2 separate regions of the Homo sapiens genome follow, and region 2 is linked to region 1. The links are chromatin loops, found by intact Hi-C in ENCODE. Cell type or tissue: IMR-90. All regions are shown on one strand.

Region 1 (8,000 bases):
TAAGAGTTCAAGACCAGCCTGGGCAACATGGTGAAACCCCATCTCTACTAAAAATAAAAAAAAACTAGTTGGGTTCAGGAGCGCGTGCCTGTAATCCCAGCTACTCTGGAGGCTGAGGCAGGAGAACCGCTGAAGCCTGGGAGGCGGAGGTTGCAGTGAGCCAAGATTATGCCATTGTACTCCAGCCTGGCAACACAGTGAGAGACTCTGCTGCAAAAAAAAAAAAAAAAAAAAAAAAAAAAAAGACTGCATGTTTTTGCTTATTTGTAGGAGCTAAACATTAAGATGATTGAATTCATGGAGACACAGAGTAGAAGGATGGTTAATGGGTACAAAAAATTAGGAAGAATGAATAAGACCTACTATTTGCTAGCACAACAGGGTGACTATCATAAAAAATAGTTGTACATTTAAAAATAACTAAAAGAGTAATTGGATTGTTTGTAACACAAAGGATAAACGCTTGAGGTGATGGATACTCCATTTACCCTGATCTGACGATTACACATTGTGTGCCTCTATCAAAATATCTCTGTAAGCCACAAATATTAATATATACACTTATGGCCCGGTGCAGTGGCTCACGCCTGTAATCCCAGCACTTTGAGAGGCCAAGGCAGGAGCATTACGTGAGCCCAGGAGTTCGAGACCAGCCTGCAATATAGTGAGACCTTGTCTCTACACAAAAAAACCTTAAAAAATAAGCTGGGCATGGTGGTGTGCACCTGTGGTCCCAGCTTGGGAGCTTTGGCAGGAGGATCCCTTAAGCCCAGGAGGCAGAGGTTGCAGCGAGCTGAGATTGCGCCACTGCACAACCGCCTGGGCAACAGAGTGAAACTCTGTCTCAAAACAAAAACAAAAACAAAAACAAAAACAAAAACAAAACAAAACAAAACCAAACCACTATGTACCCACAAAAATTAAAAATAAAAAAAGTGGTCTTGTAGCTACATTGTCAGGGTGTATAGCCATTACCTGCTATATTTTCTCCTTTACAATTCTCATTTAGTCTTAGTTGCATAAGTAACTATATGTTTAACGTTCATTACCAGTTTTTTAAATTTCATTTTTTGTCTTCCTAGTCATTTTGCTTGTCTGAAGCTTTTGATCTAAGACGTTTACAGGAAGAGCCCATGAGAACAATATCCTCTATTTCATGCTAATAACAATTTGCCTCTGCCCATTATACTTTCAAGTCAGTTTTGCTGGACATAAAATTATTAACATATTCTTTGTTTTTGAACATCTTAAACATGTAACATCTTTCTTTTGGTATAAAGCATTGCTCTTGAGAAGTCTGATAATAATTGATTTTTCCTTATAAGTCAATTATTTACATAGATGCTGAAGGATTCTCCCCTCACCACCCCACTTTTCTCAAAGTCTGTAATTTTATTTGAATATGTCTGATTATTCTGAGTTGATATTTTCAGGTATGCAGTATGTGCTTTCAATATGTAACTTCAATTTTTAAAAATTTCAGTAAGTTCTCTTGATTTTGTTTTTATTACTTGTCCTCTTGCTTTGGTTTTCTTCTTCAAGAACTCTTATTATTGATACGTTGGAACTTCTTTGCCTAATTTCAATATTTGCCACTTTCTCTAGACGATTTTAGAAAATAGCGTTCATTTCCTACTGATTTAAAATATTTCTTCCTTTTCACCTTTTTCTTTTAAGGCATTATCTTAAAGTTGCATCAGTTTGCTCTTATGTTCCTTCTAGTCTTCATTCCTGAAATTTTTTTTCTTAAGTTTTTAATTCTTTTCTGATTTGTGTCACCTTATTTATATGAGTTTCTAATTCTCAGTTATGTTGTTCTTTCACATTGTGCATAATTGAAATTTTAGGTCATTTTAAAATAGAAGGTTACAGTTTTGATCTCTTCCGAGATATGTCCTGCTGGCATGCCTTTTCTGTTTGTGGGAATGTCATTTTGCTCCCTATTCTCCTTTTGCTTAAATTAACTTTGCATGGGATTTGGCCTCAAGACTTTTCCATTGTTAGTTTTTATGTGGAATTAGTGTTCCCAAACTTGAAGAAAGAGATGATCAGAATGGCGTTTCCAACTTCAAGAGTACCCTCTCCTGTGGTTTTCATGTGCAAAAATGTGATGGCTTGCTTCCTGAGGTTCCTTGACTTAATTTCCTCCCTCTGCTTCTATCTGAATTTTCTCCTTTTTTTTTTTTTTTTAAGTCAGAGACTCGTTCTGTCACCCAGGTTGGAATGCAATGGCAAAATCTCAGCCCACTGCAACCTCTGCCTCCCTGGTTCAAGCGATTCTCTTGCCTTAGCCTCCCAAGTATCTGGGATTACAGGCACCTGTCACCACACCTGGCTAATTTTTGTTTTTTTTAATACAGACAGGGTTTCACCACATTGGCCACGCTGGTCTTGAACTCCTGACCTCAAGTGATCTGCCTGCCTCGGCCTCTCAAAGTGTTGAGATTACAGGCATGAGCCACCACGCCTGGCCTTCTCCTTCCTTCCTTTTGATTGTCCAGATCCTGCTCCATTTTGATTCCATGCTCAGTGCTATGTGATCCTGTCCTGGAAGGGAAGCCAAGTGGGTCAGTGTTGAGGGTTCTCAAGGCTCTACCGCTGCAGTCCCTTAGTCCTTGCTGACTCTCACCTGCTCCCGGACTGGGCGAGACCCTCCCAGCTTCTGCTGCTGTCTCCAGTTGTCCCTCCTTGCTTCCTCGTGAATACCTGCTGGCTCTTTTGGGATTCTCCTGTTCTTAAGTCCATCAGAGGGCTCCTTGTTTCCCTCTGTTGGCTGCTGGATGGGGCACCAAGGGCCAGAATCTAAACCAAGGAAGCCTCCCTGGGGGAACGTAGGGGGACCTGATGACATGTAGGTGGCTATGGGAGGGCTGTGCTTCCCCGCTTGTGTTTTGGTGTTCATGGGGATACCTTATCATCTAATTTTAAGCGAACATTGTCTGTAGGTTTTGCTTTTGCTAATCTGACCTGCTTATTTTTATTTTTTATTTTTGAGACAGAGTCTCACTCTGTTGCCCAGGCTGGAGTGCAGTGGTGCGATCTCAGCTCACTGCAACCTCCACCTCCCGGGTTCAAGGGATTCTCCTGCCTCAGCCCCCCAAGTAGCTGGGATTACAGGCGTGCATCACCATTCCCAGTTAATTTTTGTATTTTTAGTAGAGATGGAGTTTCGCCATGTTGGCGAGGCTGGTCTCAAACTCCTAACCTCAGGTGATCTGCCTGCCTCGGCCTCCCAAAGTGCTGGGATCACAGGTGTGAGCCATTGCGCCTGACCTGACCTGCTTATTTTTATGTAGAAATTTGGAGGGGTTCAAAAACTGCGCTGGCATTGCTACCAACCATCTTCCCAGCCAGTTCAGTATTTTTGATGCCAGGTGCCATACTGGGCCACAAGGAAGAGGAGATGTAATGATAAATGTGTGTAAAAGCGTGTAAAGTGTCCGGTCATCCTAAGTGTCCTGTAACCCAGCTGATCCTGCCTTCCGCTGCCCTGCAGCTAAAAGCAGGCTGCCTGAGCCAGCAGTGGCAACCCACTCAGGTCCCCTTCCACACTGTGGAAGCTTTGTTTTTTCACTCTTTGCAATAAATCTTGCTGCTGCTCACTCTTTGGGTCCACACTGCCTTTATGAGCTGTAACACTCACCGCAAAGGTCTGCAGCTTCACTCCTGAAGCCAGTGAGACCACGAACCCACCGAGAGGAACGAACAACTCCAGACGTGCCGCCTTAAGAGCTGTAACACTCACCGCGAAGGTCTGCAGCTTCTTTCCTGAGCCAGCGAGACCACGAACCCACCAGAAGGAAGAAACTCCAAACACATCCGAACATCAGAAGGAACAAACTCCGGACACGCCGCCTTTAAGAACTGTAACACTCACCGCAAGGGTCCGCGGCTTCATTCTTGAAGTCAGTGAGACCAAGAACCCACCAATTCGGGACACACAGCCACGCCTGACCCTCTTCCTCAACTGCTGCCGGCTTGACCTCTGGTCTTTGTTCCTGGCTCAGGGGATGGGGCATGCAGTAGGGCACGTCCCCACACTTGCTGTCCTGAGGCTGGGGGACCCCCTGGCCTTTATGCCCTTGTCTTGCCTGCTGGAATGTTTCTGAAGATTTCCTTGTAGAGTGGGTTTTGAAGAAGAGAAAAGAAAGACCTTTGCTCGGCGGCCCGTAAAAGAGATGGTCCGGAGAGCAAGGCCCTGCTGTGAGCATGCCCCGCCATCTGCTGGCCATTTGCTTAATTGCAGCGAGGAGGGCCGTGGGGGCTCCATGCCTTCATACTCAACCAATGACTTGGGTTAATTCCTTTTTCCCTCTAGCTGAAAACGTTGTATTTATTAAATACACCGTTAAAGTAATGATAATAAAGGCAAGCAAATAAAAAGTTTTCCCACACGGCCTCACCCTCCAGACAAGCGCATCTTTTTTTTTTTCTTTCTCTTTAATCATAAATAAAAGTGTGGGCTGGCACAGTGGCTCACACCTGTGATCCCAGCACTTTGAGAGGCTAAGGCAGGAGGAGTGCTTGAGCCCAGGAATTCAAGACCAGTGTTGGCAACAAAGTGAGACCCTGTCTCTACAAAAAAATAAAAAAAAATTAGCCAGGTGTGGTGGTGTGTTCCTGTAGTCTCAGCTACTCAGGAGGCTGAGGTGAGAGGATTACTTGAGCCACAGAGGTTGAGGCCGCAGTGAGCTGTGATTGTACCACTGCACTCTAGCCTGGGGGTCAGAGTGCGACCCTGTCTCAAAAAATGAAATAAAATAAAATAAAATAAAATGTGTATTTACTGTATGGAGACTGGGCCCCTGTGTCCTTCCCTTCTGGCTCTGGAAAAGGGGAGAAAGAGCTCAGATTCTGTAGCCCCAAAATGTTGGCTTTAAATCTCACTTCAGTCACAAGCTGGGCGAGGTGGGCTGGTTAATTCACCTCTCCGTTTATGAATCTCTGTGAATCTCTGTGTGTTAGGCAGGATAACATCTCTCCCCGCTCACCACCACCAAAAAAAAAAAAAAAAAAAAAAAAAAAAAGATGTGTGTATCCTAATGTCTGGAATGTATGATTATCCCGGATTATGCAGGTAGGCCTAACCTAATCACAGGCATCCTTAAATACAGAGAACCTCTTCTGGCTTCAGTAAGAGAGATGTGACATTGCTGGCTTCGACGCTAGAGGAAGTGACTATGAGCCAAGAAACATGGGTGGTCTCTGGAAGCTGGAGAAAGGAAGGAGATAGATTTTCCTGAGAGCTCCCAGAAGGAACACAGCCCTGCTGACACCTTGATTTTAGCCCATAGGGCCTGGGTTGGACATCTGACCTCCAGTCAGAAAATAAACTTGTGTTGTTTTAGCCACTGTGTGTGTTAATTCGTTGTTGCAGAGATAGGAAATGAGTACACTGCATTATGTGGGCAATAATAGTACCTATTTCTCTCTCTCTCTCTCTTTTTTTTTTTTTCCTGAGACAGAGTCTCGCTCTTGTTGCCCAGGCTAGAGTGAAATGGCACGATCTTGGCTCACTGCAACCTCCACCTCCCGGGTTCAAGCGATTCTCCAGCCTCAGCCTCCAGAGTAGCTGGGATTACAGGCTTCCACCACCATGGCTGGCTAATTTTTGTATTTTTAGTAGAGACGGGGTTTCACCATGTTGGCCAGGCTGGTCTCGAACTCCTGACCTCAGGTGATCCACCCACTCAGCCTCCCAAAGTTCTGGGATTACAGGTGTGAGCCACTGCACCCAGCCTAATAGTACCTATTTCACGGGGTGGTGGGGAGAATGAAACTGGAAAACTGTGGGGGGTGCTTTGTAAATTGTAAAACATTTTATAAATGTCTTAAGGTCTCCTTTAGGAGGATGTCCCTTTATTATTTTACTTATTCCAGTTATTTTCTGAGCATCTACTGTGTGCCAGGCATTGCACTAGTTGCAAGGGGTTACAGGAGTGAACATAGTCCCTTCTTTCATGGGGCTTACAGGTCACGCGGGTAGCAGGACATTAAAAGGCCATGCAAGCATATGCATCACGGAATTATAATTGTGATGTGCGCAATGAAGGGATTGTCACAGGGAGCTGTGAGAGTGTGGAGCCAGGAACCTGCCAGACCTCAGGTTTCAGGCCCCAGGCTTTGGGCAGGGTCTCCAACCTCTCCAGGTCTCATTTTCCCACCTAGGCTGGTCCGCCCTGATCATGGATAGGGTGCCAAACCAGAACTCAGGCCACAAACAGCCTCCTAGGGGCCATCAGATGGGTCTATGCTCATCCAGAAATCTGGGGCCTTACAGGGAGACTCCTGTGCTGGTACATTGGGTGTTGGGGTGTGGAGTCCTTGTTTGAGTTCAGTGAGGTCAGAGCTGCTTGGAATGATGGGCACGGGAGAAGGCAGGGCTTGGCACATGGCCCCAGACTGCGAGCCCTCAGGCCTTCATCTTTTTCTTTAACAATTTCAGAATACGGCTTACCAGGCTGGGCTGGGCTCAGGCCTGTGGCTGCAGGGAGTGAATCTGAGTCGGGGTTCAAGGCCTTGTGGCCACAGATGAGGGGACAGCAGCAGGGACACTTTATTGGGCTCTAGAATCCTCTCTCTAGTGGCAACCTGAGCTGCCCTGTGTTGTCTCCTGGGTTTTCCAGAGCTGCCTGGTAGCCCTGCCCTAGGCCTCCTGTGAAATGAACAGGATCCTTTGGAAACAGACTTCCAGGGGGCACAAGACAGTCCCTGTGCCCCAACAGACCACAGAATCTTATCCTGCTAGTGGTGCTTTTTGATGGGGACTGGAGGCTCACAATGAATTGCAGAGTTGAGACAAGCAGAGGACCCTCAAGGCCAAGCCTGGGTGCAGATCAGAGTCCCAGGGGACCCCATGCCAGTGAGAGACCAGAGACAGAGCAGGAGCTCTGCTGTTACCTGGTGGCAGATTTCGGAACTGCTGTTGGATCAGATGCCTCCTCTCTTGGGGTCTCGACTTTCAGTTCCACCCTGTTTAGCTCAGCTCATCTCAGCTCCTGACAAAGTGGACAATAGAGAGGGCCCAGAGAATAAATTTGGTAGAGATGGTGGCAAGTTTGGGCCATAGAGTCCCTTTTGCCTTTCACTATCCTAGCACTGGCCAGGTTCACCATAGTTCTGAGAATCAAGGGCAATTCCAGAAAAAGGGCTGTTATTGGGAACTGGGCAGCCACCCTGCCCTAACCCTCATCCTCCTCCAAAGAGACCACCATGGGCTTCACAGGCCTCAAGGTCAGTGCTGACGATGTCTCCTCTAGACCTGACACCCTGGAAACCTTCAGTTTACTCGGGCACCTGCAGCCCAGGTCAGGGGCCATAACACATGATGGGCATCGATGGGAAATATAGTGCTGGCTAGCTCAGATTTTCACAGGAGACTCCTCACAGGCTGGGAAACATGGGAACTGGTCCACCCTTGGATATCGACTTAAATCATTCTGGCTATTATTAAAAAGTAAAAAAACAACAGATGCTGGCGAGATTGCAGAGAAAAAGGAATGCTTTTACACTGTTAGTGGGAATGTAAATTAGTTCAACCATTGTGGAAGACAGCGTGGCAATTCCTCAAAGACCTAGAGGCAGAAATACCATTTGGCCCAGCCATCCCATTACTGGGTATATACCCAAAGGAATAGAAATCATTCTATTATAAAGAGACCATGCACACGTATGTTCATTGCAGCACTCTTCACAACAGCAAAGACATGAGGTACATATACACCAAGGAATACTATGCAGCCATAAAAAGGAACGAGATCACGTCCTTTGCAGGGACATGGATGAAGCTGGAGGCCATTATCCTCAGCAAACTAACACAGGAACAGAAAGCCAAACACCGCATGTTCTCACTTATACATGGAAGCTGAATGATGAGAACACATGGACACCTTGGGGGGAAACAACACACACTAGGGCCTATGCGATGGGGTGGGGGGAGGGAGAGCATCAGGAGGAATAGCTAATGGATACTGGGCTTAATCCTAGGTGATGGGATGATC
Region 2 (8,000 bases), 130 kb before region 1:
AGACATCAACAGAAATGTGTTCCAAGTGACAGCAATTGGGTCGAAGTTGCAGGCATCCACTGGGGGTCTTGGAACATATCCCCTGTGGATGAGGGGAGACAACTGTACCTCAAAAACATCTGGAGACCTACGCATGAAATACTGTCCTGCTCTTAAGTATCTCCCTTCCCAAACAGTCCTGTGTAACCTGGGAAATATTCCCAAGTACAATAAAGGACGCCCTCCACCCCCTTTTTGGCCCATAGGATGAAGTGCGAGCTCACTTGCTACAGTTGATGATTATATCCTCGGGCATGATTCGTCTCTTCAGCATGCCCATCTTGGGGTGGTTGCCGCGGCCACGGAAAAGTCCAGGAGGCTCTATCTTGAAGTTAGCAATCCTCTCTTTGTGGTTATCCATAATACAGAATCCATATTCTTTCAGTAATTTTTCATTCTCCTCTTTGATTTTCTGGAAGACAGCAAGAAAGTACTCAAAATAGATTCAGATTGCTGTTCTCTACTAATGCATTTTATCTCTTGTGGGAGACTAAGTCAAGGTAGAGGAAAGTCTGAAAAATCACTAAAAAATAAATTCAAATAAAGGAAAACCTCTAGTGGTTTTCTCAAACTTAAATATCATAAAATTCCCCAAAAAGATCTGCCTATAAGGATTGATTTCAACTAGATTCAAAACTGATTCTTGTGTCTTAAAGGATATATGTTTGTAAATGTTATTTGGGTGTTTTTAAATGTACTTTAAAAATTCATACTGTTTTACTGAGTACTATCAAAACAGGAAATGGAGAAGAGTCTCTGATAGAGCCTCATAAAAGAATAGCTCAAGCCATTTAATTAAACAGCAGTTAAACAGCTTAAAAACGTGGGTTTTTAAGCTCAGACAGATCTGTCACTAATTTTTTTGTAGGTATACAGGTATATACACTCTATACTATGATCCTTGCTCCAAAAAGGTGAGGGATGGTGGGGGAGATTTTGAGCCTCCTTACCCTCTATTGACTCTGCGTTTTATATACTTATTGATTCAGTTTAACTAAGTTGTGCTGCCTTGTGGGTGGGAACAGATTCAGACCTTGCTGGCAGCAGGTGTCCTTGGCAGAGGCTCTGACAAGGGGATGTTTATAAAATCTATCTTTGGATCAATATTCTAAGAACAAAGCTCCAAAGTGATCTTTTAAGTTTCAAAATGCCCCTGAAGTAAATAATATACTAAATTTCACTAACTTGGAATATTGAGGATAAGATTTACCTGAGACACAAAGTCTGATGCAATTAACATTCTTATAGTAATGCATTAATTTTTAAACTAGTGACCAAATAAGTACCATGAAACAATGAGTTATATCAATACAATGGTCTGAATTACGTAAACACGCAAGTCCTTTAAAATACTGAAACTACAGGAATTTGAAGTGCAAAGAATTCCTTAAAATCCTTAACTTCTGGACTTCCGATTGGTAAAAATGAAATTCTAGCCTGGATTCCTTTAGTTCAGGGGCTGACAACTTTTTCTAGATAGAAAATATTTTAGGCTTGAGTGCCACACAGTCTCTTTTGCAACTACTCTCTTTTGCAACTACTCATCTCTGTCATTGTTGCATAAACACAGCCGTAGATAATATGTAGACAAGTAGAGGCAGCTGGTTCCAATAAATTTTTTTTTTTTTTTTTTACAAAAACAGGCAGCCTGTAGAAGAAAAATGACATCCCAGCTGGATACCAGAAAGATCCTTCAGTAATGAGGATGGCCAAGGCTGGAAGATGGAGATGGATGAGCATCACAAGATTCCAGAGTAAAATAGATCAAAGAGCAGGGAGGTACATGGCCAATATGATTTCATCTGTCTTAAATCCTTAATATCCAGTAGCCACTGTGGGACAGGTCTGCCCATCCTTAATTACTATATTATTGGCTGGAGTTACTGACTGGTTTTTAGGTCACTGAAGCACCAAGATTCCTGTACAGAGCTACTGAGCAAAGTACTTGTTCACAATTTTCAGTCTAACTAAAACCTTTAAGAAAATTTAGACTTTGAGAACTCTAAGTCTTTAGCATAGAATGATGTGAAATTACTGATGTTAATGTTGTGTCATAAGAACCAAGAAGAAAGTTAAATGAACCAATCACAATTCCAGAATTCTCCAGAGGTTTAATAAATTCTGTAGTACCAGTTTCTCTTCCTTGCTCATCTGTTTCCGAGCTTCCGTCTGGGCTTTGAAATACTGGCTCATCTGGGTAAAATCACATTTGCTTAGGTTGGTGATAATATTCTTCTCTTCATTAGTCATTTCCTAGTCAAAAGAAAATGGGGAGATGAAAGAAAAACAACGAAAATACACTAATAAGTCCTTGGGTTTCTTTGCAAATACACCCAAGCACCATTTTTTCAGTCAAAGGTTTCTGGAAGTAGCCAATCTCAATTAATGAATTTTGAAAAAACAAAAAAATACAGTTGTATTACTTTATTATAAAATATGTACTTACTAATATTAAAATGTTTTAAAATGACTTATCATGGAAAAAAATGAATTCTTATGTGGTTTCTTAGACTCCGTGGCACACAGCCCCCAGGCATTATGAATACAAGTTTGAAATCCCATACTGATTCTCTCTTGGAAACATTACCCCTATTCTATTCATTTATTAAGTCTGCTTTTTCTGAGCTAGTTCAGGAAGTAAACTTTACTGCTGCCTCTGTCCACATTATCCAAATTGAGAATAATGAGATTTTAAAAAATCACCTAGGCAAATATAGTATATGTGGTTTCAAGAGTAGAAAGTACCTAAAATAAATGAGCAAGAATTAACAGCGAGAGGGACATCAGATTAACATTTCTCTTTGCAACAGCAGACACGGGGCAGTCCTGCAGCGACAAACTTTCCTGTGCGCAACTGGAGTTGAGGTTTTCTGTTTGGCCTAATCTGATAACCCCCACCTACCTGCCATCACATGAGAGCCAATAGCAAAGATATACAAGTACTCTTGTTGGACAGAAACCCTACATAATATAGTAAATGAAGACAAAAAATACGCAAGTTTAAATACAACAAAATCCATACAACTCAAATTTTACATCAGGAAATGTTTTGCAAAATGATAATTTATTACTTAGTACTTGATTGTTTTGCAAGGTACTAGGATATTAACACATGGGCTACAGTACCTTTCTCCAGTCTTTAAAGAAATTTTTCCTAAATATTTCCTTGGTAGTATATTCATGGTCGAGCATTTTTGCAAAGAACGTAGCTACTTCCTCTGCTTTGGGGCTCAGCTTCATGACTTTACCTAGAGAAAAAAGTGGTTCCAAAAAGTGAGGTATAGTATTCATGTTCTAAGCATAAATACCCAGGGCTAGCGAATTCTCTTTAATAATGGTTTGCCTTCTCATGGTATATAAAGGTCTGGTGACACATAGTAGCAACAACAACAAAGACAACATACTGATTTATATCTACTTGTACAAATTCTCCTTCTCTTTAGCATATATTTACCTGGGTCATTCTCTGGAGACTATGCCAGTTAATTGTTCCCAGGTGCCTGCTCAGGACAGGGATGACCTGGGGGAGGCCCAGTCACTCTTCCTTTTCCTTTCAGCAAGCAGGGTCCTTTACACCTCTTCAATGGTTTTTAAAAATCAAATCCTCAGAGGGACTCCTGCCACTGCTAAGCTAAGCAGCCTCTGTTCAAGAAGGGGAGGAAGGGATAGGGCAGGGAGTGGAAGAAAGGAATTGTGGGGAAAAGAAATAGGCATCTTTCTTCTTCAAAGTTAGGTGGGTGGAATATGAATAAAAAAATATATATCCATACTAGGCAAGCCCAGATTTCCCATATGAAAAGCCTAATAAGACCTTCTTCTAGAACTTTGCTATTCAACAAGTGGTTCACAGACCAGCAGCATTGGCATCATGTGGGAGTTTAGAAATGCAGAATCCCAGGCCCCCTCCTAGACCTACTGAATCCTATACAGAAATTGCATTTTTAACAAGACTTGGATGCACACTAGAGTTTGCGACACACTGCTCTGGAACATGGGTACCATGATGCTGCCTCTTTCAGGGAACCAGGATGCATCCACAGCACAAGGGATGACTGGGGTTCCTGGTGTATCCAATTGTTTATGTAAAAGCTGTCTAAAGGGGCTGGGAGCAGTGGCTCATGCCTGTAATCCCAGCACTTTGGGAGGCTGAGGCAGGCAGATCACTTGAGGTCAGGAGTTCCAGATCAGCCTGGCCAACATGGCGAAAACCCATCTCTACTAAAAATATAAAAAATTAGCCGGGCGTGGTGGTGGGAGCCTGTAACTCCAGCTACTCAGGAGGCTGAGGCATGAGAATCGCTTGAACCCAGGAGGCAGGGGTTGCAGTGAGCCAAGATCACGCCACTGCACTTCAGCCTGGGCAACAGACTGAGACTGTCTCAAATAAACAAAAAGCTGTCTAAAGGGACTCAGATGTTTTCACAATGAAAGCTGCTAACTGGTAAAGAAAATCTGAATAGGGCCTATGGGTTTTATATACCTGATTTAGTTAATAAAGCAATGAAAGAAAAGTACTTGGGAATTTAATCCACTTTTCAAACAAATGCTTTTGACAGTACTCTTAGTGCCAATTTCCATTCTTTCTTAAAAATCCAACTTTACAACATCACCTCGAACCAATCCATGCTATACTAAGAGCATTTGGCTATACTTAAAATGAGGTTAACTATAATTCCACCACCTTACTATTACACAGGTATTAATAATTCACCAAGGCTGCCCACATTCTTTATAGAAAACTAAAATTTAACCAGAAATCCATTTATTTCAAAACTCAGAAGACATCTTATCTCATAATGATATGCAATCTGACTTTGCAGGGGTGTAGAGAACTGTAGCACAATATTGAAACAGTTATAATAGAAAGAACCCACTTTGGACGCCATTAACTTAAAAGGCCAACAGGTGGCGCAGCTGCCCCCATCAACCCCCAAGCTTCTGCTTTGGAAGAAAGACACTTCGGGGAAGATAGGCTGTGTATTAAAAGATTCCCTGAACTTCTTTAGAAAACTGTAACATGTTTCCAATATAAAGGAAAACATTAAGTCATTAGGAATAAAATAAATGAAATAAAATGGCAAGAAAAAAATGTAAACTGTTAACACCATTTAAAAAAAAATGTGGCTGAGCATGGTGGTTCACATCTGTAATCCCAGCACTTTAGGAGGCGGTGCAAGGATCACTTCAGGTCAGGAGTTCCAGACCAGCTTGACCAACATGGTAAAACCCTGTCTCTATTAAAAATACAAAACTTAGGTGTGGTGGCACGTGCCTGTTAATTTCAGCTACTTGGGAGGCTGAGGCATGAGAATCGTTTGAACCTTGGAGGTGGAGGCTGCAGTGAGCCAAGATTGTGCCACTGCACTCCAGCCTGGGTGACAGAGTGTGACTCTGTCTCAAATAAATAAATATAAAAATAAATTTAAAAAAAATGAGATTTTGGGCTGTTTTACTGAATTCTGTCCTAATAGAGGGAGAAGCAACTGTGACTCCTCCTATTTTAGATGAGCTGTCAAAAGATGAAATGATGGCTCCCTGCATCAGAGTAGTGGGAGGATGACTGGAAGGTTCCTGGCAATGTTAACACTTTGTGGAAAAGGCTGAGCTCCAGGAAAAGGAAACTGCTGAATCAAAGCTGTAAACTGAAGGTCCTCAGAGAAGGCAGTAATTCACTGCTTCAGCTAGCCCATGCCCCACCTCCCTGGCAAGTTCTAAAGGAGTCTAAGAATTCTCCTCCCCAGAGAGTAGGCAGCACTTACTGTATCAGTTTGAAGTAAAGTCAAATATGACTTCTTGACTTACTGCAGAGTAAGAGTTCACACAATCAAAGAGAAGAAATCCCAGCAGAGGACCAGCTGAGAAAATGCTGGAGCCCTAAAGCAGGATCCTGTAAAGGAGGACTGGGCAAGAATGGGAGGAAAGGACTATGGCAACCTGTGAACTAGACCAGGCCTCTGCTTCCTATCTTGAAAAGGAAGAGAAACCACAGGACTAGGGAATCTAGCTTTCCCTCCCATCACTTTGAACCTCAAAGTGAGGCTTTACCAGCTGAGCATCCTAAAGCTCTTGGTAAGTCCAGACCAGGCCTACGGAATACCTACGCTTTGAGATGGTGCTCTTCAAGGTTCTAGGCCCTTTCTCTTAATTAGGAGTTTTGGCTTTGAGTTATAGTTAAGAGTCTCCAGGAATGACCAGCGTGAGGGCTGAAAGAACTGTCTTAGGCTCTCTGGTCAACAGGTCAAAATGTTTACATAACATAAGCATTTGCCTCTGAGATTATGGAGTCCTGTTAGGCTGCAAACTCCCCAAGATCAGGGTCTAAGTCAGTAGTACTATCCACTGCTGGGTCTTGGTGTCTGACCACAAATACATTCAATAAATATGTTTTATTTATTTATTTATTATTTTATTTTTTGAGACAGGGTCTCACTCTGTCACACAGGCTGGAGGGGAGTGGCACGATCTAGGCTCACTGCAATCTCTGCCTCCTGGACTCAAGCAATCCTCCCACCTTAGCCTCCCGAGTAGCTGGGACTACAGGCGTGCACCACCACACTTGGCTAATAAATATGGCATTTTAAAAAACAAATTTCAGCTTGCCAAGTTTGGCACTTTCTTCAGTTGCAGACCCAGCCCTTTAGTGTAAACTACTACCTAGGCCTACAAGCATTGGTGGACCTAAGGCCACTACTGGTGGGAAGAGAGATGCACCAGAATGCCTGAGTGTTCACCACTGATGCTTTTCAGCAGTTATCCTGCCCAGTGTTTCTCAAAGTTTGGTCAGCAGACCACTTGGTTCAGAAGTACTCAATCCCACCCCAGAACTTTTTCTTTTCAGTGCGGGCGGTGGGATGGGTGAGAAGAAAACAGTGGGGGGCTGAGGGTGGGAAAAATGGTGGAGAAATGGGGTGGTGAAATAACAGTGGCCAAAAGACGGTGGTAAGACAAGTGGAGGTGGAAGAGGAATGCTGGGGAAAGGAGAAGGGGGACTGTCAGGAAAGGGGACAGAAGAGGGAAGGATGGTTGGGAAAGGGGAAAGAAGAAGAGGGACGGTGGGGAAAGGGAAAAGAAGCCCACCCCACAACTGTTAAATGGGCTCAGATCCACTTTGGTGAGTCATAAGCACATAAGGGTATGAGGAACAATGCTCTAACCATTTCTGGATAAAACTCATGGAATGAAGAAAATCAGTTATTACCATCTACATACTGCTACACTGCCAACAGGAGGCATGTCAAAGGCTACCCTCAAATCCTTCAAACCCAAGGATACAAATACCAACGACAGATAAGGGACAATTCTGAGGGTTCTAAGAGACCCAGGCAGGGCATTTCTTTAAAGCAGCTCATCAGACTTGATTGCACATATATCAAAGGCATAGTGTTATGCTACACAGAATAGGTGACAGATGCCTACCAGCCCTATCTAGAGATGGATGGCAGACTATTAATCCTCGACCATATACTAATACTGTTTCTAGTGATGAGCAGCTTGTCCGATTGCATTGTTATATTGCTAACATAAAATACTACCATTCAAGTGAGGCTTTTCTAATAACTCTTGCGAAGAGTTGCTCCCTAGAAATGAAGTTCAGATCAAAACCTTCAGCTTGTGGACCACACACTGTTAGCCATGTTGACAAACCTTTTTTGGACTATGTAGGGAAGACATGAATAGCCCCTTTTCCATGGCACTTTTTCAGCAGCAAATGAGCCTTTAAGAGTTAACACCTGATGCCCCTTCCTCAAAATTGCATGGCAATAAAACAAAATGAAATAAAAAGGATTATCTATTACATAGGATCCTTCCTTGTTTTCTATCCCTAAATAGAAGCAGATTTCTTTTCCTGGCCAAGAATCAAGAACCTTGAAACAACTCACCATCATAATAAAACTTGACATTCTCTGGAAGAGGCTCATATGGTGGGGCAAATACTGGACCTTTATGTTCTAGGAATTTCC

Evidence for each region. Peaks named below come from ENCODE experiments on the same cell type or tissue, not always from the same donor. Only the 100,000 strongest peaks of a DNase experiment are listed, where the experiment ranks them.
Region 2: it touches region 1 in a loop (12-fold over the local background); 88 of 110 quality-filtered maps call a loop at or near these places.

Annotation. Positions count from the first base shown.
Region 1 is chr20:40,965,131-40,973,130 of GRCh38, reverse strand. No RefSeq gene overlaps it. Among named protein-coding and RNA genes, the nearest start is that of TOP1, 60 kb to the left of the region's middle. In IMR-90, CTCF peaks have their summits at 2,775 (motif pointing left), 4,225 (motif pointing left) and 6,895; a DNase peak (open chromatin) is centred at 4,190; H3K4me3 peaks cover 239 bases; H3K27ac peaks cover 211 bases.
Region 2 is chr20:41,092,507-41,100,506 of GRCh38, reverse strand. TOP1 (DNA topoisomerase I) reads right to left here. Exons shown (of 21, transcript NM_003286.4): 9 at 7,920-8,000; 10 at 3,166-3,287; 11 at 2,170-2,292; 12 at 264-451. It overlaps PLCG1-AS1 (PLCG1 antisense RNA 1), which reads left to right. Exons shown (of 7, transcript NR_109889.1): 7 at 1,683-2,513. Among named protein-coding and RNA genes, the nearest start is that of PLCG1, 41 kb to the left of the region's middle. In IMR-90, a CTCF peak has its summit at 4,939 (motif pointing right); DNase peaks (open chromatin) are centred at 306, 1,606, 4,966 and 5,636; H3K27ac peaks cover 1,797 bases.